Regions from separate parts of the Homo sapiens genome. Here region 2 is linked to region 1. Evidence: read pairs that join two places in POLR2A ChIA-PET (ENCODE). Cell type or tissue: OCI-LY7. All regions are shown on one strand. Each heading gives the region's core, and the rest is flanking DNA. Links, peaks and the distances in the headings are about the cores only.

Region 1 (14,028 bases), core at 1,084-9,083:
TAACACCCCATATCAGATTATTGGCTTTACCCTTCAAAGTATTCAAAATCCAAACATTTATCTCACCTACTACTTCTGCCCTGGTTCAAGCCCCCGTCATCTCTTGCATAGAATATTGCCAAAGACCTAAGTGGTCTCCTGCTCCATCTCCGCTCCTTATGAAGAAAATCCCCTACAAGTCCATTGTCTCAGAGGCTGACCAAAATCAAAGAAAGCTTCCATCCAGGCAAGACACAGAGTTGAGAAAGGAGAGCCATTTTCCTCTATAGGAAGCAAGAAATTCACCCAATATCCAGGTTTGTGAACAATGACCTTCAGACGCCTGAGGAAACATGCAGGTGAGGTTACCACCTTGGGGCAGACCCAGGTATCAGACCATCAGTGACTCAGCTTCTGGGAAGTGCCAAGACACCAGAAAGGGAAGTAAAATATCCTTTATGGGATACAGACAACTTACTAGTGTCAAGATAATGTATTGAGGTGTTAATGTATGTTTTGTTTATCTCCCAACTTCAGGTAGAAAACCAGACTTTTATGCTCCTTTGCCTCAGAGGAGTTTGGGTAGTAAAGACTGAGGACAATCTTAGGTCCACGCCTGGTGTTGTGGGAAAAGGAGATCCTGTTACTGGTAGAGGAAAGGGCCTCAGTAATGTAAGGGATTGAATATCCTGCCAGGCCTGCAGTATGAGGATTCAGCATTGTATAAGATTTGATTTAAATGAAATAAAAACATGGTATTTTTTGCTATATTCATTTTCTATCACTGTGGAACTAATAACCACAAATTTAGTGGCTTTTTCCTTTGTTTTTTTTTTTTTTTTTGAGATGGAGTCTCGCTCTGCCGCCCAGGCTGGAGAGTAGTGGCGTGATCTGGGCTCACTGCGACCTCCGCCTCCCGGGTTCAAGCAATTCTGCCTCAGCCTCCCGAGTAGCTGGGACTACAGGCTGCGTGCCACCATGTCAGGCCAGTTCTTTTTTTTTTTTTTTTTTTTTTTTTTTTGAGACGGAGTCTCGCTCTGTTGCCCAGGTCGGACTGCGGACTGCAGTGGCGCAATCTCGGCTCACTGCAAGCTCCGCTTCCCGGGTTCACGCCATTCTCCTGCCTCAGCCTCCCGAGTAGCTGGGACTACAGGCGCCCGCCACCGCGCCCGGCTAATTTTTTGTATTTTTAGTAGAGACGGGGTTTCACCTTGTTAGCCAGGATGGTCTCGATCTCCTGACCTCATGATCCACCCGCCTCGGCCTCCCAAAGTGCTGGGATTACAGGCGTGAGCCACCGCGCCCGGCCCAGTTCTGTATTTTTAGTAGAGACAGGGTTTTACTGTGTTGATCAGGCTGGTCTTGAACTCCGGACCTCAGGTGATCCACCCGCCTCGGCCTCCCAAAGTGCTGGGATTACAGGACTGAGCCACCGCGCCTGGCCACTTATTTTTCTTTTAAGTGAAAACCAAGTTTATTAGGCAAGCAAAAGAATAACAAATGGCTACTCCACAGGCAGAGCAGCAGCTTAGGCTACTTCATCAAGGATACTTTTTTTTTTTTTAATTATTATTATACTTTAAGTTCTAGGGTACATGTGCACGACATGCAGGTTTGTTACATATGTATACATGTGCCATGTTGGTGTGCTGCACCCATCAACTCGTCATTTACATTAGGTCTATCTCCTAATGCTATCCCTCCCCGCTCCCCTCACCCCACAACAGGCCCTGGTGTGTGATGTTCCCCTTCCTGTGTCCAAGTGTTCTCATTGTTCAATTCCCACCTGTGAGTGAGAACATGCAGTGTTTGGTTTTCTGTCCTTGCGATAGTTTGTTGAGAATGATGGTTTCCAGCTTCACCCATGTCCCTACAAAGGATATGAACTCATCCTTTTTTATGGCTGCATAGTATTCCATGGTGTATATGTGCCACATTTTCTTAATCCAGTCTATCATTGATGGGCATTTGGGTTGGTTCCAAGTCTTTGCTAATGTGAATAGTGCCGCAATAAACATATGTGTGCATGTGTCTTTATAGCAGCATGATTTATAATCCTCTGGGTATATACCCAGTAATGGGATGGCTGGGTGAAATGGTATTTCTAGTTCTAGATCCTTGAGGAATAGCCACACTGTCTTCCACAGTGGTTGAACTAGTTTACAGTCCCACCAACAGTGTAAAAGTGTTCCTGTTTCTCCACATCCTCTCCAGCACCAGTTGTTTCCTGACTTTTTAATGATTGCTATTCTAACTGATGTGAGATGGTATCTCATTGTGGTTTTGATTTCCATTTCTCTGATGGCCAGTGATGATGAGCATTTTTTCATGTGTTTTTTGGCTGCATAAATGTCTTCTTTTGAGAAGTGTCTGTTCATATCCTTTGCCCACTTTTTGATGGGGTTGTTTGATTTTTTTCTTGTAAATTTGTTTAAGCTCTTTGTAGATTCTGGATACTAGCCCTTTATCAGATGGGTAGATTGCAGAAATTTTCTCCCATTCTGTAGGTTGCCTGTTCACTCTGCTGGTAGTTCCTTTTGCTGTGCAGAAGCTCTTTAGTTTAATTAGATCCCATTTATCAATTTTGGCTTTTGTTGCCATTGCTTTTGGTGTTTTAGACATGAAGTCCTTGCCCATGCCTATGTCCTGAATGGTATTGCCTAGGTTTTCTTCTAGGGTTTTTATGGTTTTAGGTCTAACGTTTAAGTCTTTAATCCATCTTGAATTAATTTTTGTATAAGGTGTAAGGAAGAGATCCAGTTTCAGCTTTCTACATATGGCTAGCCAGTTTTCCCAGCACCATTTATTAAATAGGGAATCCTTTCCCCATTGCTTGTTTTTGTCAGGTTTGTCAAAGGTCAGATGGTTGTAGATGTGTGGTATTATTTCTGAGGACTCTGTTCTGTTCCATTGGTCTATATCTCTGTTTTGGTACCAGTACCATGCTGTTTTGGTTACTGTAGCTTTGTAATATAGTTTGAACTCAGGTAGCATGATGCCTCCAGCTTTGTTCTTTTTGCTTAGGATTGTCTTGGCAATGTGGGCTCTTTTTTGGTTCCATATGAACTTTAAAGTAGTTTTTTCCAATTCTGTGAAGAAAGTCATTTGTAGCTTGATGGGGATGGCATTGAATCTGTAAATTACCTTGGGCAGTATGGCCATTTTCACGATATTGATTCTTCCTATCCATGAACATGGAATGTTCTTCCATTTGTTTTTGTCCTCTTTTATTTCATTGAGCAGTGGTTTGTAGTTCTCCTTGAAGAGGTCCTTCACATCCCTTGTAAGTTGGATTTCTAGGTATTTTATTCTCTTTGAAGCAATTGTGAATGGGAGTTCACTCATGATTTGGCTCTCTGTTTGTCTGTTATTGATGTATAGGAACGCTTGTGATTTTTGCACATTGATTTTGTATCCTGAGACTTTGCTGAAGTTGCTTATCAGCTTAAGGAGATTTTGGGCTGAGATGATGGGGTTTTCTAAATATACAATCATGTCATCTGCAAACAGGGACAATTTGACTTCCTCTTTTCCTAATTCAATACCCTTTATTTCTTTCTCCTGCCTAATTGCCCTGGCCAGAACTTCCAACACTATGTTGAATAGGAGTGGTGAGAGAGGGCATCCCTGTCTTGTGCCAGTTTTTCAAAGGGAATGCTTCTAGTTTTTGCCCATTCAGTATGATATTGGCTGTGGGTTTGTCATAAATACCTCTTATTATTTTGAGATACGTCCCATCAATACCTAGTTTATTGAGAGTTTTTAGCATGAAGAGCTGTTGAATTTTGTCAAAGGCCTTTTCTGCATCTATTGAGATAATCATGTGGTTTTTGTCTTTGGTTCTGTTTATATGATGGATTACATTTATTGATTTTCGTATGTTGAACAAGCCTTGCATCCCAGGGATGAAGCCCACTTGATCATGGTGGATAAGCTTTTTGATGTGCTGCTGGATTCAGTTTGCCAGTATTTTATTGAGGATTTTTGCATCAATGTTCATCAGGGATATTGGTCTAAAATTCTCTTTTTTTGTTGTGTCTCTGCCAGGCTTTGGTATCAGGATGATGCTGGCCTCATAAAATGAGTTAGGGAGGATTCCCTCTTTTTCTATCAATTGGAATCGTTTCAGAAGGAATGGTACCAGCTCCTCCTTGTACCTCTGGTAGACTTTGGCTGCAAATCCATCTGTTCCTGGACTTTTTTTGGTTGGTAGGCTATTAATTATTGCCTCAGTTTCAGAGCCTGTTAATTTGTCTATTCAGGGATTCAGCTTCTTCCTGGTTTAGTGCACCAATAATATTTATAGTTATTTCTTGATTATATGTTAAACAAGGGGTGGATTATTTATGAGTTTTCCAGGAAAGGGGTGGGCAATTTCCAGAACTGAGGGCTCCTCCCCTTCTCAGACCACACAGGATTACTTCCTGATGTTGCCTTGGCATTTGCAAACTGTCATGGTGCTGATGGGAGTGTCTTTTAGCATACTAATGCATTATAATTAGCATATAATGAGTGCTGAGGACGACCAGAGGTCACTTTCTTGGCCATATTGGTTTTGATGCGATTGGCCAGCTTCTTTATCACATCTTTATGACCTGTACCTTGTGCTGACTTCCTGTCTCATCCTGTGACTTAGAATGCCTAACCTCCTGGGAATTCAGCTCAGTAAGTCTCAGCCTTATTTTACCCAGCTCCTATTCAAGATGGAATTGCTCTGGTTCAAACGCCTCTGACATATTTCCCACCTTCCTTTCATACGAGAACCCTTAATGCTAAGGGTTTTAGAGGGACAAAGATCCATCTTCTGTAGCTTCTTCAGGCTGAATAGGGGTGATGATATTCCTGCCTAACTACTAGGGTCTCTTGTATTTGGGGTAGAGAGGAGCTTAGTCAGAAAGCATCAGTATGGTGAGGGCCATCCATAACTCTGCAAAAGGTGATATCTGGAAGATTAATAGGTGTCCAATTTAAGATAACATTGAGTAAACTTACCCTGAATTCTTACACGGAGAGTACAGCAGCAACATATTCCGCAACAGTAAAACAAAACTATCCCAAGTAAACTAGTTAAGAAAGCTTTCCATGAACTGGGCAATTTGAAACCAAGCTGATATGGTGTCACTACCTGATTCCAATATATGCCCAGAATTACAATATTGATCTATATTTTTACATTATCCATCCCCCTTGTTTTGTTTGAGCAGCAGGCAGAGATCACTGACTGGTTCACAGGAATGAGTGTTCAGTCTAAATTGCAGGGAAAACATCCTCAAAAACAACTGATGAGGTTACAATCTAATAATAACTGTACCATAGTTCTTGAAACATAGTTTTTCTCTCTTCAATCTCCCATTTTTACTAAATACAAATCATGGTAAAACCAATTTGCCTTATTATACTTAGCCTGATTATTTGTATAAAGTGCAGCAGGAATAATTATTTGCCGCATAGGCTTATTTTAATTAGCTTTGATGGAACTTTTGTTCCATCAAAGGAATCTTAGATAAGACTTTTTTAAAAGCCCAGCCCAGCTATGGGGTTGTACTGTCAAATACCTATGAGTTGGGTAAGTTCCTCTTCTCTTGAGATCCCAAGATAATTTGGGGCTTCTGGGCCTGTCAAAAACTGACATTCTTTACTTACCACAGGTCTGGAACTCTATACAGGGACTATGTAGACAGGGTATGAGGTGAGGCCAGTTTCCCAAGGGGTTTTTATTGGATTTATAAGTCAAATTTGATTCCTTAAAAGAAAGCATGCTATTCCAGTCAAAACCTTGGTAAAATAACCAGTGTCTCCAATTGTGTCCCGTTACAAAAGAAAACAGATACTTATTGCACTTATGCAAATAACTATATTGCCATAAATTGAGAATGCTCACAAATAATTTCCAATTCTGGAGAAATCAGGTAGAGAGAAATAAATATGCTCCAAATTTTGTTCACAGGAATAGACTTTACTCAATTGATAAAAGCTGTAAGTAACTTGAAAGTTTTCTTGGCTCTGAAACACAAAACAAAGGATCAGCAATGTTTTAAACAAAAAAGTCAAAAAGATTACTTCAGTCTTCTATTAATTCAGTCTATGTAATTAACTCCTGTTGTGCTTGATATTCATGAACATTCAGCTCTCCATGCGAGTCCTGAAACTTTTTTCGTCTACTGTAATGTTACAATCTCCAAAGTTATTAGAAATGTGCACTTAAGAGCACCTGTCAAAGTCCTATAGCTGATTATAAACCACCTTTTGAAGAGGATCAAAATTAGACAATTGTCTGTGGATGACAGTCTTAGGTCAGCCACTATTAAGAGCCACAATTGACAAGAAAATTTGGTTACTTCTTTGGCATACAACAATTTTACATAACAATTATAACTATTAATAACAAAACTAAGTCATATTAGAATTATGAGTTTACATGATTTTGGAATACACACCAATTACATTTATACAAATACAGCCCAAAGAAAGCCAAATACCATTTTATATTTGACTACACTTCCTGTATGATTTTTATTTTTATTTCTATTTTTGAGTCAGAGTCTCACTCTGTCACCCAGGCTGGAGTGCAGTGGTGCAATCTCAGCTCACTGCAACCTCTGCCTCCTGGGTTCAAGTGATTCTCCTGCCTCAGCCTCCCAAGTAGCTGGTATTACAGGCACATACCACCACGCCCAGCTAATTTTTGTGTTTTTAGTAGAGACAAGGTTTCACCATGTTGGCCAGGCTGATCTCAAACTGCTGATCCCAGGTGATCCATCTGCCTCAGCTCCCCAAAGTGCTGGGATTACCAGTGTAAGCCACCATGCCCGGCTCTACATGATTTTTGTACCAAATAAGCCAAATATGTCTCTTTTGAACTTTAGGGGACCTAATATCTAAAAGATTAATTAGGTCAGAGAAAAACGTAATTTAGAGTATGATTTTGGAAAGTTTGTCAGACATCAAAGGTTTAAAACACGATAACATAAAATAGAATCCCAGGCCACCATAAGTTATTCATTCAGGCAAAATGATGACTTAAAAATATTTTTAGAGGCAAAAACCTTTATTCATTAAGAGGGAAGACTTAGCTTTCTAAACAATCTGTGTCTTTTTTTTTCTTTTCTTTCTTTTTCCTATAGTTTATTTAAAAGGCAAACAAAAATCTTTCTTTTTTTTTGATAGTACATGAAAATCTTGTTCAAGAGAGAAAACCAAATTTTACCCTTTGCGTTAGTGTACTATTAATGTCAACCCCAATTTTTAATAAAACTTTATAGACAAATCTATCCAATTTTTATGTCTGATCATAAGGTAAGATTCTCATAAACCTTTTACAAATCTTTACAAATTTTTGTTAAAGAACAGATTAGTGCTGTAAGAAAAACCTGTTATGCCTTTATTCCAATATTCCAAAGGGTATTCCAATGAATACCCTTTTAACTTTAGCCAATATGTTCACACATAGAATTTCTTTTACAAGATTAATTTTTCACAAATCTTCCACAACTTACTCAAACCTTCAGCTTTATTCTACTTAACTTAAAACAATCCTTTAACCGTTTAGGCACACAAAAAAATCTACATTCTCATGACATCTTATAATCTTTTACAAAAAACACATTTCGCTTTCCTTACACATCTTGCATGTAAAGCTGTTTTTATTTCCAAGATTACTAAAGTCATGTGAACTAAAAGGCATTAAAGTTTTTACTTTTCTGACAAAATATTTGAGTTAAGCGTTTATTATTTTTAAAACAAATAAAGCTCTTTCTTATGTAAACATCACACACACGGCCAGGCGCGGTGGCTCACGCCTGTAATCTCAGCACTTTGGGAGGCCGAGGCAGGTGGATCATGAGGTCAGGAGTTCGAGACCAGCCTGGCCAACATGGTGAAACCCCATCTCTACTAAAGATACAAATATTAGCCAGGTATGATGGCGGGTGCTTGTAATCCCAGCTACTCAGGAGGCTGAGGCAGGAGAATTGCTTGAACCCAGGAGGTGGAGGTTGCAGTAAGCCAAGATCATGCCACTGCACTCCAGCATGGGTGACAGCAAGACTCCATCTCGGGGAGAAAAACTAAGTAAATAAAAATCATACAATCTCCCTCTCCCTCTCCCTTTCCCTTTCCCCCTCCCCCTCCCCCTCCGCCTCCCTCTCCGCACGGTCTCCCTCTGATGCCGAGCCGAGGCTGGACTGTACTGCCGCCATCTCGACTCACTGCAACCTCCCTGGCTGATTCTCCTGCCTCAGCCTGCCGAGTGCCTGGGATTGCAGGCACGCGCCGCCACGCCTGACTGGTTTTCGTATTTTTTGGTGGAGGCGGGGTTTCGCCGTGTTGGCCAGGCTGGTCTCCAGCTCCTGACTGCGAGTGATCTGCCAGCCTCGGCCTCCCGAGGTGCCGGGATTGCAGATGGAGTCTCGCTCACTCAGTGCTCAATGTTGCCCAGACTGGAGTGCAGTGGCGTGATCTCGGCTCGCTACAACCTCCACCTCCCAGCCGCCTGCCTTGGCCTCCCAAAGTGCCGAGATTGCAGCCTCTGCCCGGCCGCCACCCCGTCTAGGAAGTGAGGAGCATCTCTGCCTGGCCGCCCATCATCTGTGATGTGAGGAGCGCCTCTTCCCGGCCGTCATCCCGTCTAGGAAGTGAGGAGCGTCTCTGCCCGGCCGCAACCCTGTCTGGGAACTGAGGAGTGTCTCTGCCCCGCCGCCACCCCATCTGGGAGGTGAGGAGCGTCTCTGACCAGCCGCCCCGTCTGAGAAGTGAGGAGCCCCTCCACCCGGCAGCCACCCCGTCTGGGAAGTGAGGAGCCCCTCCGCCCAGCAGCCGCCCCATCTGGGAGGTGTACCCAACAGCTCATTGAGAACGGGCCATGATGACAATGGCGGTTTTGTCGAATAGAAAAGGGGGAAATGTGGGGAAAAGAAAGAGAGATCAGATTGTTACTGTGTCTGTGTAGAAAGAAGTAGACATAGGAGACTCCATTTTGTTCTGTACTAAGAAAAATTCTTCTGCCTTGGGATGCTGTTAATCTATAACCTTACCCCCAGCTCTCTGAAACATGTGCTGTGTCCACTAAGGGTTAAATGGATTAAGGGCGGTGCAAGATGTGCTTTGTTAAACAGATGCTTGAAGGCAGCCTACTCGTTAAGGGTCATCACCACTCCCTAATCTCAAGTACCCAGGGACACAAACACTGAGGAAGGCAGCAGGGCCCTCTGCCTAGGAAAACCAGAGACCTTTGTTCACATGTTTATCTGTTGACCTTCCCTCCACTATTGTCCTATGACCCTGCCAAATCCCCCTCTCCCAGAAACACCCAAGAATGATCAATAAATACTAAAAAAAATAAAATAAAATAAAAATCATACACACATCACATATAAATATAGACAGAAGAAGATCCAGTAATTTTAAGATTTTTCATTTGCCAGTTTTTTTAATTACTGACTCCAGGGTGGAGCCCTTGGAGGAACAGGGCCAGGAAAGCATGAAGTTCCTATGGCCTAATAAGCAGGCACAGCTGAAAGGCAAAACATCCCTCAAAATTAAGGGTCTCATTTTTTACCAGATCCTGGATCCCAAAGAAAGAGAAGTGCTATGGAATAAGACAATGCAGTGATTTTGCCATGCATTTGATTGCAAAGCAATACAAAGCCAATCAGCCCATTCTGTAATTAGCCCATCTTTCATGAGAGTCTTACCTCTCAGTAGCGGGTAGGGACATTTTCATTTCTTTTAGGTAGCCAAAGGCATGCTTCTCTAATCCAAACATGCAAAGAGCTATCTCCCCATAACTTCCATTAGCCAGCCCCAGAAGTACATTTCCTATCTAGTTATTACAACCAAAGCTCTCTCATAGTGTGAAGTAATTTCTGCTAACCCCAAAAGTCAAAACCATTAGATAAGGCAATGCAAAATACAACAGAGCTTTAGATTTTGAGAAGGATTTATCTGCTTTCAATTCCAGGGGTTTCATGAGGAAAACAGAGGTTTTTCCCAAAACAGGGTCTGTGGTGCCTCCTCTGTTTTTCCCAGGGAGTCCCATAAAACTTGAATATCCACTTTTAAAAAGCTGACTTTTAACCATAGTACTCTTTAAAAAATCTTTTTAAGTCTCTTATTACATGACTTTAGCCAGGCCAAACAGCCAATATTTTTGTGCTCAGAGAAAGGAAAATTCAAGACAGTTAGTGGAGGGGAAGAGAATCAACAAATAGTGAAGGTCACACAGACAAACCAGAAAGGACTCATTCACTAAGCAAGGAATTGAACCCTGAACCTGGGCCACCATTAAGAAAAGATAAAGCCTTAGCCACTAAGCTACAGCATTGGGCAGTTTCTGATGCTTTTTCCCAGAAGGAGCCTAAAGCATCCAATTTTGTGCTTTGCAATGGGTTTTAACTGCTCAAGACAATTTTTAGAGCTGACTATGACATGAACCCTAAAATTCCTTTTCCCTGGAAAGGGGAGAGCAAGCAAAAGTACTGCCACATGATTACAAGGACATTTTTCAGTGTGTGGTCTCTGGGCAAGATGTTTGTCCTGAGTAATAGAAAAGATAAGAAAGGGAAAGGAAAGGGAGAAAAGCATTGCCTGAGGCAGGGTGGGGAAGGCAAGGTGCTCAGGGAGGCCAGAGAAAGACCCACCCAATGCAGTGACACTGAATCAAAAGTTCAGGCAGCCACTTGTCAGTTGGGGAGGGATCTTTTCCAGCAGCTCCGTCAGCTCTAAAGTTTCCCCCTTTGGGGATGAAAAAGCTCCCCATGCCCCACGGTCCTGTACATGACTAACCCTGTCACCCATAGCCTTCAGCAAAGAATGCAAGGCAGATTAATCCAAAGAGAATAGTGGTTAACTTCCCATAATAACAAATCTATTTTTAACCAAAAGGGACTTTACTGAGAGGGTGGTCTCTAACCCCCTAAATCTTAGGGAGGACTCTAACCTTCCTAAGTTCAGCCTTGACCCTAAGTTTGGTCAAGCATCCTTGCCTTTTATTAAGAGGGGCTTTTAACCCACTCTGTCTTAGGAGAGACTCTAACTCCCCTAAGCTGGGCCTCTAACCCAATCCCATCCTTTACCCAGGTACAGCACCACTTACCCAGAGTCAGCCAATCAGTGCTGCAGTCTGTTTCCTTTGAGTCCGGGGTCTCCTCAGTATCACTTCTTTGGGATTCATCAGGAAGATGTTACCAGAAAGGGGTCCTGATCCAAACCCCAAGAGAATGTTCTTGGACCTCACACAAAGAAGAGTTTGAGGCAAATTCATAAAGTGGAAGCAAGTTTATTAGGAAAGTAAAGGAATAGAGAATGGCTACTCCATAGGCATAGTAGTCAATTTAGTGGCTTTTTAACAGATACTTTTTTTCTCCAACCCCTCCTACCAACATACATTATTTATCTTACAGCTCTGTATGTCAGAAATCTGACATGGATCCCACAGGACTAAAATCTAGATGTTGGCAGGCTGGATTCTTTTGGAGGTTCTAAAGGATAATCTGTTTTCTTGCTTATCTAGGTGTTGGCAGAATTCAGTTCATTGTGGTGGTTATTTTCCTGCTGTCAGCTAAAGGCTAGTCTCAGCTTCTAGAGGTAACCCATGTTCTCTGGCTTATGGCCCCCATCCTCCATCTGTGAAGCCAGCAGGGGCAGGTTGAGTCCTTCTCATGTTCTGAATCTCTCCTGCCTCTTTTTCCATTACATCTTTCTAACCAACTCTCTGCCTTCCTTTTCCACTTCCATTTCTACCCAGATAATCCAGGATAATCTCCCTATTTTAAAATCAAATGGTTATCAAACTGAATTCCCTTTTGCCGTGAAGCAACATATTCATAAGGCTTTATACCAGAGGACAAAGATCACAGGGGTCAAAATTCTGCCCACCATAAATTTGCTCGCCTGAATTCCTGCTTGCAAATTCATACAAACTACATATGAAAAAAATGGAAATATATTTACCAAAAAAATCAATATTTCTATCAAGATACTGAGATTAAAGGTCTGGGTGTGTTTTTCTTATATCTTACAGATATTCTACACAATGACCATGTAAATACTATTTTTAGAAGAATATGGAACGTTAACTAGACATCAACATCTAATAATGGTCTGTTTAATACCAAGCTATATAAGTGGAAGATAGTTTCTATTAATTCCCTTCTTTGGTTAACTTGCTGACCTTTCCTTAATAATGTATTTCTAATTTTTTCTTTTCTTTTTTGAGACGGAGCCTGCTGTTGCCCAGGCTGGAAATGCAGTGGCATGATCTCAGCTCACTGCAACCTCTGCCTCCCAGATTCAAGCCATTCTCCTCCCTCAGCCTCCCAAGTAGCTGGGATTACAGGCGTGTGCCACCACAGCTGGCTAATTTTTGTATTTTTAGTAGAGACAGGGTTTAGTAGAGACAGGGTTTCACTATGCTGTCCAAGCTGGTCTCGAACTCCTGACCTCAGGTAATCCACCTGCCTCAGCCTCCCAAAGTGCTGGGATTACAGCCATGAGCCACCACACCCAGCCATATTTCTAATTTTTTAATGTGAGTTAGTAGTGAGTCCAGTGATGCTAATATTTAATGCAAGGTCCTCAAGTACAACTATCATGATTATTTTTATATAAGTTATTCTTAAATGACTTCGTTGATGATAGAGAGGTCTCCTTCTTTCTCTCAACCTCCAGGTTGAGATAGTTTTTCTTAGGGCAGGGCCTTCCTTCACAGCTTCATGCCTTTCACCCTTTCACCCAAATTGTCACCAATATGTCCTGAACCGTTTCTTTATTAGTTATACCATTGGTATAATGCTTGTCTTTTTGTTTCTTTAAGTTTCCTGACACTAGCTATCTATAAAAATGTCTTTTTCTGCCTGATTTTCCTCAGGGATCTATTCTAATTTTTATATTTTTTGGCTGTGCAGTGTTGCTTTTATATTTTCTTAAAATTCTAGGTTAATTAAATTGGATATTTATTATTTCTTCTTTTTCACATGTGAAGACCCACTATATTACTTCTTATCCACATATAGAATATATAATCTTAAAATAATCTTAGTCTTCTGCCTGTAGGATTTCTTTTTAGAGGAATGTTGCATAGGCTGAACTAGAACTCCTGGCCTCAAGCAATCTTTCTACCTCCTGATTAGTGGGAATTATAGGCACCGACTGCAGCAAAGGATTTTTTTTTCCTTTTTTTTTTCTCCATCTTGGTGAATACAGGGATTTTTTTTTAAAGCACTTTATTTGCTTGGATTTGTTTGTTTCACCAATCAGTTTTATAACAGGGTGTGTATATATATATATATAAAATATGTAAAATATATAATATAAATTTATAATTACATATAATATAAATTTATATATAATATATATTTTATATATATATATATGTGTATTTTTTGTAGACAGAGTCTCACTCTGTCACCCAGGCTGGAGTGCAGTGGCTCAATTTCCCCTGGGTTCAAGCCATTCTCCTGCCTCAGCCTCCTGAGTAGCTGGGACTATAGGTGCACACCACCATGTCCAGCTAATTTTTGTATTTTTAGTAGAGACAAGGTTTCATCATGTTGGCCAGGTTGGTCTCGAACTCCTGACCTCAAGTGATCTGCCTGCCTTGGTCTCCCAAAGTGCTGGGATTACAGGCATGAGTCACCACACCCAGCCAATTTTATATTTTGAATTAAATATTCCTACTGGGAGTTAAATAATTAAAATTGTAAAACCCAATTCTGATTACTGGGAATTTAATTTAACTATTTGAATGAAATAAAAATTAACTCTATTACTAGAATCATCTAATTTTCAAGCAAGAAAGGCATTTAAAGATTACGTAGCACAGTACTCCTCCAGCCTGGCTCACATTAGAATCACGTGAGGAACCCCCAGGCCAATTACATTAGAACATGGTATCAGGGGGAAACTTGCAGGCATTAGTACTCCTGGGAAATCTGTCCTGCAGCTTGAATTGAAAACCGCTGACCTAATCTAAGATTTTACTTCTACAGATGAAAAAGTTAAAGCTCAAAGGAAAACGACCAGGTAAAAAATTCAAGCCTCCTGACTTCAAAC
Region 2 (16,264 bases), core at 4,246-12,245, 150 kb after region 1:
GTGAAATTTTAATATTTGTAAATACTTTCTAGGTGCATACTGCAACTCTCCTAGTGCATGCTTTGTAGCCAGTGATGGACAATATCTGAGATTATATGAAGCAGTTATTGATGCTAAGAAACTTTTATCTGAGCTTTCTAACCCTGAAATTTCTGTAAGTAATGTCTTTTAAAACAGCTTAAGTATATAATATTATGTTTTCAGATAGTTTATATTTATTGGGCATGTTCTACAATTGTGACCTATAATTTGTAATAAGCATTTGTATCTTTGTTTTATTTTTTCACATTTGTACTCTTGTAATGATTTAAAGCTCCTTTAAAAGGAAACCATTTCTTTCACTCTTTGAAAGAAAGTAGAGTCTCATCTCCTGTAATATGTTTCTGTAACACTTCTTTACTCATAGATAAATGAGGACTACTGACAGTATAATGTAGAAGTTATATCGGCCCCCCTGCAATTATTTTATAGGCAGGAGGAGCTGGAACAACAGGAATAGAATTTTAATCTTAAACATGAAAAGAAAGAGCCCTTAGCTTGGTTACAGTTCAGACAAGAGTTCTTTCAGTATTGTTGTAAGGCTTTTGCCTTATGACAGGCCACATTTGTTCTCATACCCACCTAATAACAACCTTCTAACTGCATTGTCTTGGGACATCCAACAAGCAAGCGTTTCCACTTTTCTGGTTTTGGCGATTTTTCTTTTGGTATCCCCAGAGGCAGCCTTCGGCTGTACCAAGCTTTCTATTTAGGAGATTCAAGCCATCTCCCTGACTACCAATTAATGTATTTGTTAATGCTCGGCTTACAGAGTTGCATAAATGTCAGTGATCTGTTCCAATCCTGTTTTTTTCTGTAAGTTAATTTTAATGCATAATTTTGCAGAACACAAGGTTTTCCAAAGCATGTATATAGTATTACAGTAGAAATGTATATATTTTGGGGGGGGTCTTCTATTTATCAGGCATTTTTAAGTAATGGGAATTTAGATGTGAAGAAAACAGGTAAAAATTTGTATCATAGAGCTTATATTCGGGTGAAGGGAGATAGGAAGAAAACAGATAAAAATATATTAATTAAAAATACTATGGATAGAAACAGTGTTGCAGAAGAATTAGGAATTGCCAAGTAAGTTGCTGGTCAGGGAAAATTTCACAGAAAAAGTACTATTTGATTAAAGATCTGAAGGAGATGTGGGAACTAGATACGTAGATATTTATTAAAGAGAATGTGATTTGGGAAAACGGACAGCCAGTTCAGAGATCCCAAGGCCGGAGCATGTTTGGTATGTGATAAGGTTTGGCTCTGTGTCCCACCCAAATCTCATCTTGAATTATACTTCCCACGTGTTGAGGGAGGGACCTGGTGGGAGGTGATTGGATCATGGGGGCAGTTCTCCCATCCTGTTCTCATGATAGTGAGGGAGTTCTCACAAGATCTGATGATCTTAAAAGTGGCAGTTTCCCCTGTGCACGTGCCGTCTCCTGACACCTGTGAAGAAGGTGCTTGCTTCTCCTTTGCCTTCTGCCATGATTGTAAGTCCTGAGGCCTCCTGAGCCATGTAGAATTATGAATCAATTAAACTTATTTATAAATTACCCAGTCTCAGGTATTTCTTCATAGAGTGTAAAAACAGCCTACTACAGATAATTGGTACCAGGAGTGGGGCACTGCTATAAGGATAACCCAAAATGTGGAAGCGGTGTTGGAACTGGGTAACAGGCAGAGGTTGGAATAGTTTGGAGGGCTCAGAAGAAGACAGGAAGATGTGGGAAAGTTTGGAACTTCCTAGAGACTTGTTGAATGGTTTTGACCAAAATGCTGATAGTGATACGGACAATGAAGTCCCGGCTGAGGTAGTCTCTGATGGAGATGACGAACTTACTGGGATCTGGAGCAAAGATCACTCATGTTAATGCTTTAGCAAAGAGACTGGTTGCATTTTGGCCCTGCTCTAGAGATCTGTGGAACTTTGAACTTGAGAGATGATTTAGGTTATCTGGCAGAAGAAATTTCTAAGCAGCAAAGCATTCAAGAGGTCACCTGGCTTATTCTGAATGCATTCAGTTATATGTGTTTACAAAGAGATGGTTTGAAATTGAAATTTATGTTAACTTACGTTTAAAAGGGAAGCAGAGCATAAAGGTTTAGAAAATATGCAGCCTGACCATGTGGTAGAAAAGAAAAACTCATTCCTGGAGAAGAATTCAAGGGCTACAGAAATTTGCATAAGTAACCAGGAGCTGAATGTTAATAGCCAAGGCAATGGGGAAAATGTCTCTGGGACATGTCAAAGATCTTCATGGCAGCCCCTCCCATCAGAGGTCCAGAGGCCTAAGCGGGAAAATGGTTTCATGGGCCAGGCCCAGGGCCCAGCTGCTCTGTGCAGCCTTGGGATTCAGTGCCCTGCCTCCCAGCTGCTCTAGCTCCAGCCATGGCTAAAAGGGGCCGTGGTACAGCTGCGGCTGTTGCTTCAGAGAGTGCAAGCCCCAAGCCTTGGCAGCTGCCACATGGTATTGGGCCTGTGGGTATGCAGAAGATGAGAGTTGAGGCTTGGCAGCAACCACCTAGATTTCAGAGGATGTATGGAAACACCTGGATGTTCAGGCAGAGGTCTGCGGCAGGGGCGAAGCCCTCATGGAAAACTTCTACTAGGGCAATGCAGAGGGAGAAAGTGGAGTTGGAGCGTCCCACAGAGTCCCCACTGGGGCCTCATGGAACTGGGAGAAGAGGACCACCATCATCCTCCAGACCCCAAAAAGGTAGATCCACTGACAGTTTGCACCATGTGCCTGGAAAAGCCATAAGCACTCAACACTAGCCTGTGAAAGCAGCCACAGGCACTGTACCCTGCAGAGCCACAGGGGCAGAGTTTCCCAAGGCCGTGGGAACCCACACCTGTGTCAATGTGCCCTGGATGCAAGACATGTAGTCAAAGGAGATTTTGGAGCTTAAGATTTAATGACTGCCTGGCCAGGTTTCAGACTTGCATGGGGCTTATGGCCCCTTTGTTTTGGCCAGTTTCTTCTATTTGGAACAGAACATTTACCCAATGCCTGTGCTCGCATTGTATCTTGGAAGTAACCAACTTGCTTTTGATTTTACAGGCTCATAGGCAGAAGGGAGTTCCCTTGTCTCAGATGATACTTTGGACTTGGACTTTTGGGTTAATGCTGTAAGGAGTTAAGACTTTGGGGAACTATTGGGAAGGCATGATTGGTTTTGAAATGTGAAAAGGGGATTTGGGAGGGGCTTGGGTGGATTGATATGGTTTATTGCTGTGTGCTCACCCAAATCTCATTTCGAATTATAATTGCCACATATCAAGGGAGGCACCTGGTGGGAGGTGATAGGAACATGGTGGCCATTTCCCTTATGCTGTTTGCATTATAGTGAGCAAGTTCTCACAAGATCTGATGGTTTAAAAAGTGTCAGTTTCCCCTGCATGCTTTCTTTCCTGCCACCTTGTGAAGAAGGTGCTTGCTTCTCCTTCATCTTCCGCCATGATTGTAAGTTTCCTGAGGGCTCCCCTGCCATGCAGAACTGTGAGTCTGTTAAAATTACCCAGTCTCAGGTATTTATTTATAGCAGTATGAAAATGGACTAATACAGTATGTAAAGGAACAGCAAAAAGGCCACTGTGGCTGGAGCAGAGCATGTGAGGTGGAAAATAGTCAGGGATAAAGTCGGAAAGTTAGCCTGGCCAGGTCATATGAAGCCTGATAGGCCATTGTGGTAACTTCAGGTTTTACTCTGAATAACATGGAAACTATAGAAGAGGTATGAAATGATTTAGGTTTTAAATGATTCCTCTGGTGGCTATATAGATTAGACGTGGGATGCGGAAGTAGATCCAGAGAGACCAATTTAGGAACCAATTACAGTAGTCCAGGAGAGGGAAAAAAGGAGCTTAGAATATAGCAAGTGGTAATGGCAGAGATGATAAAAATGGCCAAATTCAAGATGTTGTTTAGAACATTGAATAGCTATGAATGGACTGGATGCGGTATGTGTGAGAAAAAAAGAGGACTCCCAAGGTTTGTGATTGAATATTAGGAAGAACAGAATTGCTGTGAATTGAGATGTGGAAGAATGTAGAAGTAGCAGGTTTTGAGGGGCAGGGAAATTCAAGAGTCTGGCTTTGGTCATATTAATTTTGAGATGCCTGTTTGACATCCAAAAGACATAGTAGGTTAGTATCTGGAGTTCAGAGAGAGGTCTGGCCTGAAAATATACAGTAGTTGTCAGCATATAAATTTGAAGTTGTGGAAGTGAATGAGATTGCCAAGGGTGAGACTATAGTTAGAAAACAGAAGTGTTAAGCCAGGAACGATGGCTCATGCCTGTAGTCCCAGCACTTTTGGAGGCCGTGGCAGGTGGATCACTTGAGGTCAGAAGTTTGAGACCAGCTTGGCCAACATGGTGAAACCCCATCTATTAAAAATATAAAAATTAGCCAGATGTGGTGGCAGGAACCTGTAGTCTCAGCTACCTGGGAGGCTGAGGCAGGAGAATCACTTGAAACTGGGAGGCAGAGGTTGCAGTGAGCCAAGATGACACGACTGCACTCCAGCCTTGGGTGACAGAGAGAGACACCATCTTAAGAAGTAATAGATTGAATGTGTGCTCACTTCAGCAGCACATAAACTGAAATTGGAATAATACTGAGAAGATGAGCATGGCTCCTGTGCAAGGATGACATGCAAATTCATGAAGTGTTCCATATTTCTCCAGAAGAGACTGGGGACCTATATTCAACATCCTTAAAGAAAAAAAAGTCTTCAACCAAGAATTTCATATCTAGTCAAACTAAGCTTCCGAAGTGAAGAAGAAATAAGATCCTTTTTAGATAAACCAATGTTGAGGGAGTTTGCCTTACAAGAGGTCTTGAAGGGAGTAGTAAATATTGAATGGAAAGATCACTACCACCTAATATAAAAACACACTTAAATATACACAGACCAGTAACACTATAAAGCAACCACACAAGCCAGCATAGTAACCAGCTAACAACATAATAACACAATCAGATCCACACATGTCAGTGCTAACCTTGAATGTAAACAGGCTTAATGCCCCACGTAAAAGGTATAGAGTGGCACACTGGATTTAAAAAAACAATGGTATGTGGTCTTCAAGAGACCCCTCTCACATGTAATGACACCCATAGGCTCAAAATAAAGGGATGGAGAAAAATCTACCAAGTAAATGGAAATCAGAAAGAAGCCGGGTTGCCATCCTGATTTCAGACAAAGCAGACTCTGAACCAACAAAGATTAGAAAAAGACAAAGAAGGGCATTACACAATGGTAAAGGGTTCAATTCAACAAGAAGACCTAACTATGGTAAATATATATGCAACCAACACAGGAGCACCCAGATTCATAAAACAACTTCTTAGAAACCTACAAAGAGACATAGACTCCCACACAATAATAGTGGGAGCCTTCAACACTTCAATGTCAGTATTAGACAGCTCATCGAGGCAGAAGAGTAACAGAGATATTCCGGACCTGAACTCAACATTGGACCAAATGTATCTGACAGACTGCTGCAGAACTCTCCACCCAAAACAACAGAATATATATTCCTCTCATTGCCACGTCACATACTCTAAATTGGACCACATAATTGGACATAAAACAATCCTCAGCAAATGCAGAAGAACCAAAATCATACCAAACACACTGTTGGACCACAGTGCAATAAAAATAGAAGTCAGGATTTAAAAAATAGCTTAAACCAGTCAATTACATGGATATTAAAAACATGCTCCTGAATGACTTTTGGGTAAATAGTGAAATTAAGACAGAAACCAAGAAGTTCTCTGAAAGTAATGGGAATAAAGATATAACATGCCAGAATCTCTGGGACACAACTAAGGCAGTGTTAAGATGGAAATTTATAGTACTAAATGCCCACATCAAAAAGTCAGAAAGATCTCAAACTAATAACCTAACATCACTACTGAAAGAACTAGAGAAGGAAAAACAAATCAACCCCAAAGCTAGCAGAAGATAAGCAATAATCAAAATCAGAGATGAACTGAAGGAAATCGAAACACAAAATACCATTCAAAAGATCAGCAATTCCAGGAAATGGCTGTTTGAAAAGATTAATAAGATAAGTACGTTGCTAACTAAGCCAATAGAAAATCCAAATAAACCCAATTAGAAATTACCAAGGGAATGTTAACCACTGACTCTACAGAAATAAAAACAATAATCAGAAACTACTACGAACACCTCTGTGCACACAGACTACAAAACCTACAAGGGATGGATAAATTCCTGGACATATACCCCCTCCTAAGACTGAACCAGGAAGAAATTGATTCCCTAAACAGACTAATACGAGCTCCGAAATTGAGTCAGTAATAAATAGCCTACCAACCGAAAAACCCAGGATCTGAGGGATTCATAGCTGAATTACACCAGATGCACAAAGAAGAGCTGGTACCATTCCTACTGAAACTATTCCAAAAAATTGAGGAGGAGGGACTCCTCCCCAACTAATTTTTTGAGGCCAGCATTATCCTGATACCAAAACCTGGCAGACACACACACACAAAAAGAAAACTTTAGCCCAATATCCTCTATGAATATCAATGCAAAAATCCTTGACAAAATACTGGCAAGCCAAATCCAGCAGCACATTAAAAAGCTAGTTCACAGTGATCAAGTAGGCTTAATTCCCGGGATGCAAGTTTTGTTCAACATATGAAAATTAAATGTGATTTATCACATAAGGAGAACTGAAGACAAAAAACACATAATTTTTTTGATAGATGCAGAAAAGGTTTTTGATAAAATTCAACATTCCTTCATGTTAAAAACTCTCAATAAACTAGGTGTTGAAGGAACATACCTCAGAATAATAAGAGCTATCTTTGACAGACTCTCAGCCAACATCATACTGAATGGGCAAAAGCTGGAAGCATTCCCCCTGAAAACTGACACAAGGAAAGGATGCCCTGTCTTGCCACTCCTATTCAGCATATTATTGGAAGTGCTGGCCACAGCAATCAGGAAAGAGGAATAAAAGGCATCTAAATAGGAAGAGAGGAAGTAAAACTATCACTGTTTGTACATGACATGTTTCTATATCTAGATAACCCTATGTCTTGGCCCAAAAGCTCCTAGATCTGATAAACAGCTTCAGTAAAGTTTCAGGATACAAAAATTAATGTAGAAGAAATGACTAGCATTCCTATACACCAACAACAGCTAATCTGAGAACCAATTCAGGAAGACAGTCCCATTCCCAACTGCCACAAAAAGAATAAAATACCTAGGAATACAGCTATCCAGGGGGGTGGAAGATCTCTACAATGAGAATTACAAAACATTGCTCAGATAAATCAGAGAAGACACAAACACATGGGAAAAACATCCTATGTTGATGGATAGAAAGAATCAATATCATTAAAATGACCATACTGCCCAAAGTATGGCCCAAAAATTTACAGATTCAATGCTATTCCTATCAAACTACCAACAACATTGTTCACAGAACTAGAGAAACCTATTTTAAAAGTCATATGGAACCAAAATAAGAGGCTGTGTAGCCAAGGCAATCGTAAAAAAAAGAACAGAGCTTTGAGGTATCATGTTACCCGACTTCAAACTATACTGCAGGGATACAGTAGCCAAAACAGCATAGTAGTGGTACAAAAACAGGCACATTGACCAATGGAACACAATAGAGAATCCAGATATAAGACCACACACCTACAACTGTCTGATCTTTGACAAACCTGACAAAAACAAGCAATGGGGAAAGGATTCCATTAATAAATGATGCTGGCAGAATTGGCTAGCCATATGTAGAAAATTGAAACTGGATCCCTTCCTTACATCATATACAGAAATCAACTCAAAATGGATTAAAGACTTAAATGTAAAACCTAAAACTCTAAAAACCCTGGAAGACAATCTAGGCGATACCATTCTGGACATAGGAATGGGCAGTGATTTCATGACAAAGACATCAAAAGCAATCATAACAGAGTAAATAGACAACCTACAGAATAGGAGAAAATATTTGCAAACTATGCATCTGAGAAAGGTCTGAATATCCAACATCTGTAAGGAACTTAAATTTACAAGAGAAAAACAGCTCCATCAAAAAGTGAGTAAAGGACATGAGCACTTTTCAAAAGAAGACATACGTGTGGCAACAAACATGATAAAAAGCTCAATCACTGATCATTAGAGAAATGCAGATAAAAACCGCAATGTGGCACCATCTCACACCAGTCAGAATGGCTATTATTAAAAAGTAAAAAAAAAAAAAAAAAAAAAGATGCTGATGAGGTTGCAGTGAAAAGGGAACACTTACACAGTGTTGATGGGAGTGTAAATTAATTCAACCGTTGTGGAAAGCAGTACTGTGATTCCTCAAAGAGCTAAAAACAAAACTGCCTTTTGACCCAGCAATCCCATTACTGGCTATGTACCTAGAGGAGTATAAATCATTCTGTGGTAAGGGCACATGCAGGCAAATGTTCATTGCAGCATTATTCACAATAGCAAAGACATAGAATCAACCCAAATGCCCATGAGTGACAGATTGGATTAAGAAAATGTGGTACATACACATGATGGAATACTGTGCAGCCATAAAAAAGAATGAAATGATGTAATTTGCAGGAACATGGGTGGAGCTGGCATTCATAAAGCAACTTCTTTATGGAGGCCATTCTTTAAGGAGGCCATTATCCTTAGCAAACTAACAGGAATAGAAAACCAGATACTGCATGTTCTCACTTACAAGTGGGAGCTAAATAATGAGAACTCATGAACCCAAAGAATGGAAAAACAGACACTGGGGACTTCTTCATGTTGGAAGTTGGGAGGAGGGAGAGGACCAGAAAAAATAACTCTCGGGTACTGGGCTTAGTACCTGGATGATGAAATAATCTGTACAACAAAGCCCTGTGACATGAGTTTAGCACACGTACTCCCAAACCTACAATGAAAGTTAAAAAAAATTAAAGATTGAATGCTGGAATGCTCGGTTAAAAGTAGGGTGGAAATACAAGGGTGAATGTGGTGTATAATGGAAGGCAAAAGAAAAAAAATATTTCAAGGAGGAAGAAGGAATGATTACCAAGATCAGATACTGCTGATAAAGGAAGTCTGATAAAGATTTGAAAATAGACCACTGAATTTAGCAGTGTGACCTTGACTAAAGCAGTCAGGACATGAATGGCTCAAGAGATCAGCATATTTGAATAGTATGTAATCTTGTTTCTTTAGCTCTATCCTTCCTATCTCAAAATTAATGTTTAAAAAGCACTAATTATTAGAACATTTCTAGGAGATTGAAATCAATTTTTCACATTTATGGATGTAATTTTTTTCCTTAACAGTTATCAAGCATTACTTTTATTTTTCTCTGTACCAACTGAGCTGTAATGCTTTTTCATTCGTTTGTTAATTCCTATAAAGACTAAAGACCTAGAATTTTTATAGTTGAAAGGGACTATATTTAGGCCCACTTGAATTTTATTGTTATTTATCTGTTATGCTTGAAATTTTGTTATTTACTCTTATTTGCATATGAATTGTTTAGTAAATTATAAATTTTTTTAAAAAAAACAGAAATATGTTGGTGAAGTCTTTAACATCGTCAGTCAACAATCAACAGCCAGGCCAGGATGCATTATTGCATTAGATCCCATTACCAAACTTGTAAGTATTAATTTTGGGGGGGAGGTATATTAAAAAAAAGTTTATGAAAGCATTTTGCATAAAATCTATATATTAATGTAATTTGAAAATTTGCTATATATTTACAGGTAGATTCAGTAATTAACTCATCACATAATAGATAACATATTATTGTATATTTTACTTCCTAGACTTCAAACTAGAAAACAAATTATCCTCATTACTATATTCACAGCCAAATAAATTTTCAAACTTTGACTCAAACATATTAGAAATATTATCATATTACCATTAGATTTAATAAAGTGGTGTTAGGTTCCTCATCCATGGTTATTGAAAATCACTGAAAAGAAAACTAGGTTCCAATTTGTGGCTAAATAAAAAACATTGGTGGATATTATTTCTTACTTATAAAGACTCATTGTAATGAAAGCAAATCATCTTGACCTAAATTTTTATATTCATCTGTTTAATCTAATGGAGGTGCCATACGCTTACGTTCTGCTGAACTTTTGACTTCTTATTCTGCCTTTAAATATCTCATTATGAAGTATTATTTTTCTGGCTATTTAGCATTAGGTAAATAACACATAGGTCAACTTACGTTGATATTTATTTATATTCAGCATGGCAGAAAAACCCAACTGCTTCATGTTTTTGAAGAAGACTTCATTTTGAATAACCTTGAGAAGAAAAGCCTTGGCAAAGACAGCATTTTATCTAATGCAGGTAAGGAAGAATTATTTATGGAATGAGAAATACTATGTACAGTATGTTAGGCAGTTAATAAAGATGAATTGGTAAAATGCTTTACATTGTCTATTTGAAGTAAAAATTGGGGTAGGTTTGTTTATTAAATATTTATCATAAATATGAGTATCTTTTTATTCTTAACCAGGTAATAAATACGAACAAAATTAAAGGGGCATCTTGGTTGTATGTTTTTTAAACTGCATAATAGAAATGCTTTATTATTAACATATGAGAGCTTTTTGCATGGATGGGGTCCTACCCATCCATTTGGATATTATGGACCTCCTGCCTTTTGAAAATTTATAATTTAAAGAAGTAGCTTAAAACTTCAAGCTAGAAGGTCCTTAATTTAAAAACTAATTGTCTTAATTAATGCTTTTATAATAAAAGTTTTTAAAATGTTAAACTCCTCTCATCAACACTTTACATGAAGGCACACTGAGTAAAATAAAGCTACAGTCTCTTGGTCATCACTTGCGATTACAGAGCCAAACCAAACTCAAAAATGGCATTCTTGAATATCACAATCTTATAAATCAATTATACAGTATGTGCCTGTTGCACAAAGAAGTTATCAAGATTCATATGTTAAATATCTTCTCCATTTGTTCAGACTTTTTTCTTCTCTTTTACATCATGTCTTTCTGCCACCTTTTCCATTTTTCTTTTATGAGAAGTACTCCTTAGAGTTCTGCACTTTTATGTTGACATCTAATTTCTTACCATTGCTTTTAGTCTTCTATCAGTTTTCTCTGAGTTAATGAGCTGTGCAAATACACTTTATGTGTTTTTTAAAACTCTGAACATGTTGGAAGTATGCTAAAAATGGGGATTAAAGATATCAGGCGTAAGAGATAAGATTATTTATTGTATAAACAAAACTATCCTTTTCATATTAAAATATTAATGAACATGTTAATATTGTTAACAATTTAAGTCTCTTTAAAACTTTTAAAAGAAGTTACTCTCCTTTGCATAATAAGGTTGAGTTTTTCTGTGTTCTTCTTGTATTCTAGCATTTGCTTTTTTCGGATTCTTCAATTTTTAATGTATTTTAATTCTCTTTAAGGCTAAGATTTTTCTTAAAATATTCAGGAAATTTTTACTTTTACCCAAAAACTATTATGTTCATTATTAGAGTTTCCTAGAAAATACCTAAGGAGTTAATGGTTTCATATCTTTTGCTCTATTATGAAGAAGAAAAATGTTTTACAAATATTTTCATTATTGGAGCATTTTTTGTTGTTAGTGAAATTATCAAAACTAGGATTGATTTCTATTCTGTTTACTTTTGTTATAATCTTTATCCTTTTCTCTTAATTTCTGTATTTTGGATGCCTAACTTAGAATACATTACCAAAGTTACCTTTTCATTTAGTCTCTCAATACAAGATGATTTAAAACATTTATGGTTACCTTTTTTAATTTTTTTGCTATGCAAATTTATAAAAGGGCAAAGTCTTTGTGCTCTAATAATACCTGCTTTCTCATGTTTTACATGTTCTACGATTTATTTTGTTTTTATAATGTAATTTTCGTTTACCTAATTGTGCACATAGTGAATAATAGATTATAATGAAGAAAACTTGGATTAAAATCTATTGTTAAAAAGGTTTTTCAGGCAATAATAAATCATTGATTTTTCTGATGTATTTTAAAAAGATATGTTTATTTTGAGCAACTCGTGTGCTGTTTATGCAATTTGGGAGAAGACAAATTTTCTTGAATGATATGTTTTATAATGAAAACTTATGGTTTGGCCATTGGATAAATATCATGAAGTCATCCATTATAGAACTTATTCATTTGAAAAATGTTTGGCACCACCATTTCATCATGATATGTTGAGTTGAAGTACATATTACATAGTTCCTATCTGTTTAGAAATTTCCTACTTCTTATGGTTTAATCTTTGTGAACAATTTGATGATGATGACTGTAAACCTATCAATTCAAACATGAAATAGCATACATATTATTGTAAAAATTTTAAGTTAATACAAATTCATGTGGTAAAGGATTTGAATATATTTTATAATACCACTTGTGTTTGAAGCCTTAGGTAAAAGTTTTTAATCTTCTTTTTTTAAAGTCCAATTATTTTAACTTGGCATGTTTAGCAAGTTGTCTCTTTTACACATAGTAACAGTGAAAAATATCATTAATACCAACAGGCAGCTCACCTAATGGATTTTCTGAGAAGTTCTACCTAATTGTAATAGAATGCACTCAAGACAACCGTTCACTGTTACACATGTGGAATTTACATCTAAAGTCAATTCCTGTCTCATTAGGTGAGTCTTTTGTGTGTGTGTTTGTGCAACTTTAATAGGTGTAAGTTAACAAATTACACAAAATTAGATAATTTGGGACATATTTCTTAAAGCCATTCTCATTAAATGGTGATAACTGTAGATTATTCAATTAATTCAAAAAGCTTTTCTTATTTTCTTTCTGTGAAGAATCATATTAATATGTTTACTATTTTATCTTTTACAAGGCAGTTTTGGATTGTAAAATGTAACAATCGTAATATTTATAGGGTTCCCCTGCCTCAGTTTTTGGTTCTTTTCTTATGTTTTGTAGATGAAAAAGTAGATACAAAATTATCCGAAGCGGTTTGGCAGCCAGAAGAACATTATTCTTCTTCTCCAGAGAAGATCCTATCTCCTTTTTCACAAAAGTATCAGGCTTGCAGAGCAAATCTCCAGAGTACCAGCAGGTTGACTCTGTTTTCAGAAATGGTTTATAGCCAAGAATTGCATTTACCAGAAGGAGTTGAGATAATAAGTATTAAGCCATCAGCAGGTTTGTAAATTTTATGAAAAGAGACTAATTTTGTAACACATGAGTATTTACCAGGTATTTAAAAATAGGTGCTGCAACTATCTCTTAAATCCACACAGAACTAGAAATGGAAATAATATATTCAAGTACCCTAAATTGAAGACTTATAGTTCTCATTATGTTTTCAGATTACTCTGACATTTATCAGCCAGTTCTAGTCTTAAATATTGATTTCTAAAACAAATTTTCTTTGTCTTTTTGGGAAGACAAAGGGACAGTTTCTGGAGCGGAGATGGTAACTAAGTTGTACTTTATTTGCAGACTTTGATGGTATTGGCAATAGCTGCCTGGAGCCATGATTCTGATTGTGTGGTTTCTGCTATATATTTATTATCCTTATTCCAGAGCAGTGGTTTTCAAAGTGTCCCCAGGCCAGCAGCATCAGCGTCCTGGAAACTTGTTAGAAATTGGCCACTCCATTTCTTGGGCCACCCAGGGTTACTGAATCTCAGACTCTGGGATGGGGCCCAGTGGCCTGGACTTACAAACCTTTAAAGTGATTCTTATGCTTGCAAAAGGTCAAGAACCACTGTTCTGGAGTATCAAGAATACTAATCAAAAATACAAATTAAGGCTTATGTTTTAGGAAACTAATAGTGCATGATTACTTTAAGTCTAAGCAAATGTTAAGTTGTAGTTAGGAATCTTCTCAGCATTTGTTATGGCAAATATACCTCAATCATGAAGGGCCCTGTAAAGTGACCATTCAGTACTTAAGTAAACATAGGCCATTCACATTTATATTGAAAAATGTGAAAGAGAAGGAGCCAGTGAGTGTTGACAAATTTAAAAAAATGCATTGATACCTTTAAAATTAGATTTATAATGTATAAAACTAGCAAAGAGCTGTGAAACAAATTCGGGATTAACTAGAATTAAATTCTGCCTATGCCTAAGTTGTTTGATTTAGGCCCAAGATGTTTAACCTTCAAGAATTGAAGTAAATTATCTCAGAGTTCCCTTTCAACTCTAGGTTTTGGTGATACTTTCTTTTTATATACCTTTCTGATGTCATTAAAAGCCTCTTTCTTACTATTCTTGCTGCCCCTTTTTAACTTAAATAAATATAGGCTGTCTATTATGCAGTTTAAAAAACATACAGCCAAGATGCCCCTTTGATTTTGTTCATATTTATAGTAGTTAATACAAAAGACTAAAATCGTAAGTACATAAAAACAGAAGTATTTAACCAAATTTGACATTTTGTTAACGGATTATTTTTATTTTAGGACATCTGAGTTCATCTTCTATATATCCTGCATGCAGTGCTCCTTATTTATTGGCAACTTCATGTTCAGATGAGAAAGTAAGATTCTGGAGATGCAGAGTAACAGATGGAGAATCTGCCACGTCAAAGAATGGAAAAATTGATCTTGCATACATTTGGGAAGAATGGCCATTACTTATTGAAGATGGACTTCAGAGCAATAGTAGTATAACTGTACCTGGTAGGCCTGTAGAAGTTAGCTGTGCACATACAAATCGTTTAGCAGTAGCTTATAAGCAGCCTGCATCTAATAGTAGATCTTCCCAGGACTTTGTGATGCATGTAAGTATTTTTGAATGTGAGTCAACAGGAGGTTCATGTTGGGTCCTTGAGCAGACAATTCATTTAGATGAGTTAAGCACAGTATTGGATTCTGGCATTAGTGTTGATAGCAATTTAGTGGCCTATAATAAACAAGACATGTATTTATCTAGTAAAGAGAATATCACATCAAACACAAAGCATTTAGTTCACTTAGATTGGATGTCTAGAGAAGACGGTTCTCATATCCTGACTGTAGGAATTGGATCAAAACTTTTTATGTATGGACCCCTGGCTGGCAAGGTACAAGACCAAACTGGTAAGGAAACCCTGGCATTTCCTCTCTGGGAGAGTACCAAAGTTGTGCCCCTTTCTAAATTTGTACTATTACGAAGTGTGGACCTAGTTTCTTCTGTAGATGGCTCCCCACCTTTTCCTGTTTCTTTATCGTGGGTCCGGGATGGCATCCTTGTGGTAGGAATGGACTGTGAAATGCATGTGTATTGCCAATGGCAACCATCTTCTAAACAAGAACCTGTTATAACAGATTCGTACAGTGGGAGCACTCCATCTATAACAAGTTTAATAAAACAGAGTAACTCCAGTTCTGGGTTACATCCTCCAAAGAAAACTCTGACTCGATCCATGACCAGTCTTGCACAGAAAATCTGTGGAAAGAAAACTGCATTCGATCCTTCAGTGGATATGGAAGATTCAGGTCTTTTTGAAGCAGCTCATGTACTTTCCCCGACTCTACCTCAGTATCATCCCTTGCAGCTTTTGGAACTCATGGATCTTGGTAAAGTTCGGAGAGCCAAGGCCATCTTGTCCCATCTTGTTAAGTGCATTGCTGGGGAAGTTGTGGCTCTGAATGAAGCTGAATCTAATCATGAACGCCGCCTTAGGTCTCTCACAATCAGTGCTAGTGGAAGCACTACCAGAGACCCCCAGGCATTCAACAAGGCTGAAAATACAGATTACACAGAAATAGATTCTGTTCCTCCACTTCCTTTATATGCCTTACTTGCAGCAGATGATGATAGCTGTTACTCATCTTTGGAGAAATCTAGTAATGAGAGTACGTTAAGTAAATCAAACCAATTATCTAAAGAAAGTTATGATGAGCTTTTTCAGACTCAACTTCTAATGACTGATACTCATATGTTAGAGACAGATGAAGAAAATACAAAGCCTAGAGTTATTGACCTTTCACAGTACAGTCCGACTTACTTTGGACCTGAGCATGCTCAGGTTCTTTCTGGCCACTTACTTCATTCTAGTTTACCAGGACTCAGCCGGATGGAGCAGATGTCTTTGATGGCCTTAGCAGATACAATTGCAACTACAAGCACTGATATTGGAGAAAGCCGAGACAGAAGCCAAGGTAAAACTAAACTCCGTACTGATAACATTTTTACTTACTTTCACAGAAAATAATTTTAAATAATTTTTATTAAAATGA

What was found. ChIA-PET counts read pairs that join two places held together with the same protein. Peaks named below come from ENCODE experiments on the same cell type or tissue, not always from the same donor. Only the 100,000 strongest peaks of a DNase experiment are listed, where the experiment ranks them.
Region 2: POLR2A ChIA-PET joins it to region 1 with 12 read pairs; 4 of 35 experiments call an interaction of 5 or more read pairs at or near these places.

The regions. Positions count from the first base shown.
Region 1 is chr5:118,990,392-119,004,419 of GRCh38, forward strand. It overlaps a transcript of DMXL1-DT not described here. Among named protein-coding and RNA genes, the nearest start is that of DTWD2, 8.9 kb to the left of the region's middle. In OCI-LY7, for the core only: no CTCF peak of the experiment used is centred there; a DNase peak (open chromatin) is centred at 5,880.
Region 2 is chr5:119,134,236-119,150,499 of GRCh38, forward strand. DMXL1 (Dmx like 1) reads left to right here. Exons shown (of 44, transcript NM_001290321.3): 13 at 33-154; 14 at 9,606-9,695; 15 at 10,301-10,403; 16 at 12,602-12,721; 17 at 13,014-13,235; 18 at 14,504-16,186. It also overlaps the pseudogene RNU6-701P. Among named protein-coding and RNA genes, the nearest start is that of MIR5706, 12 kb to the right of the region's middle. In OCI-LY7, for the core only: no CTCF peak of the experiment used is centred there; no DNase peak of the experiment used is centred there.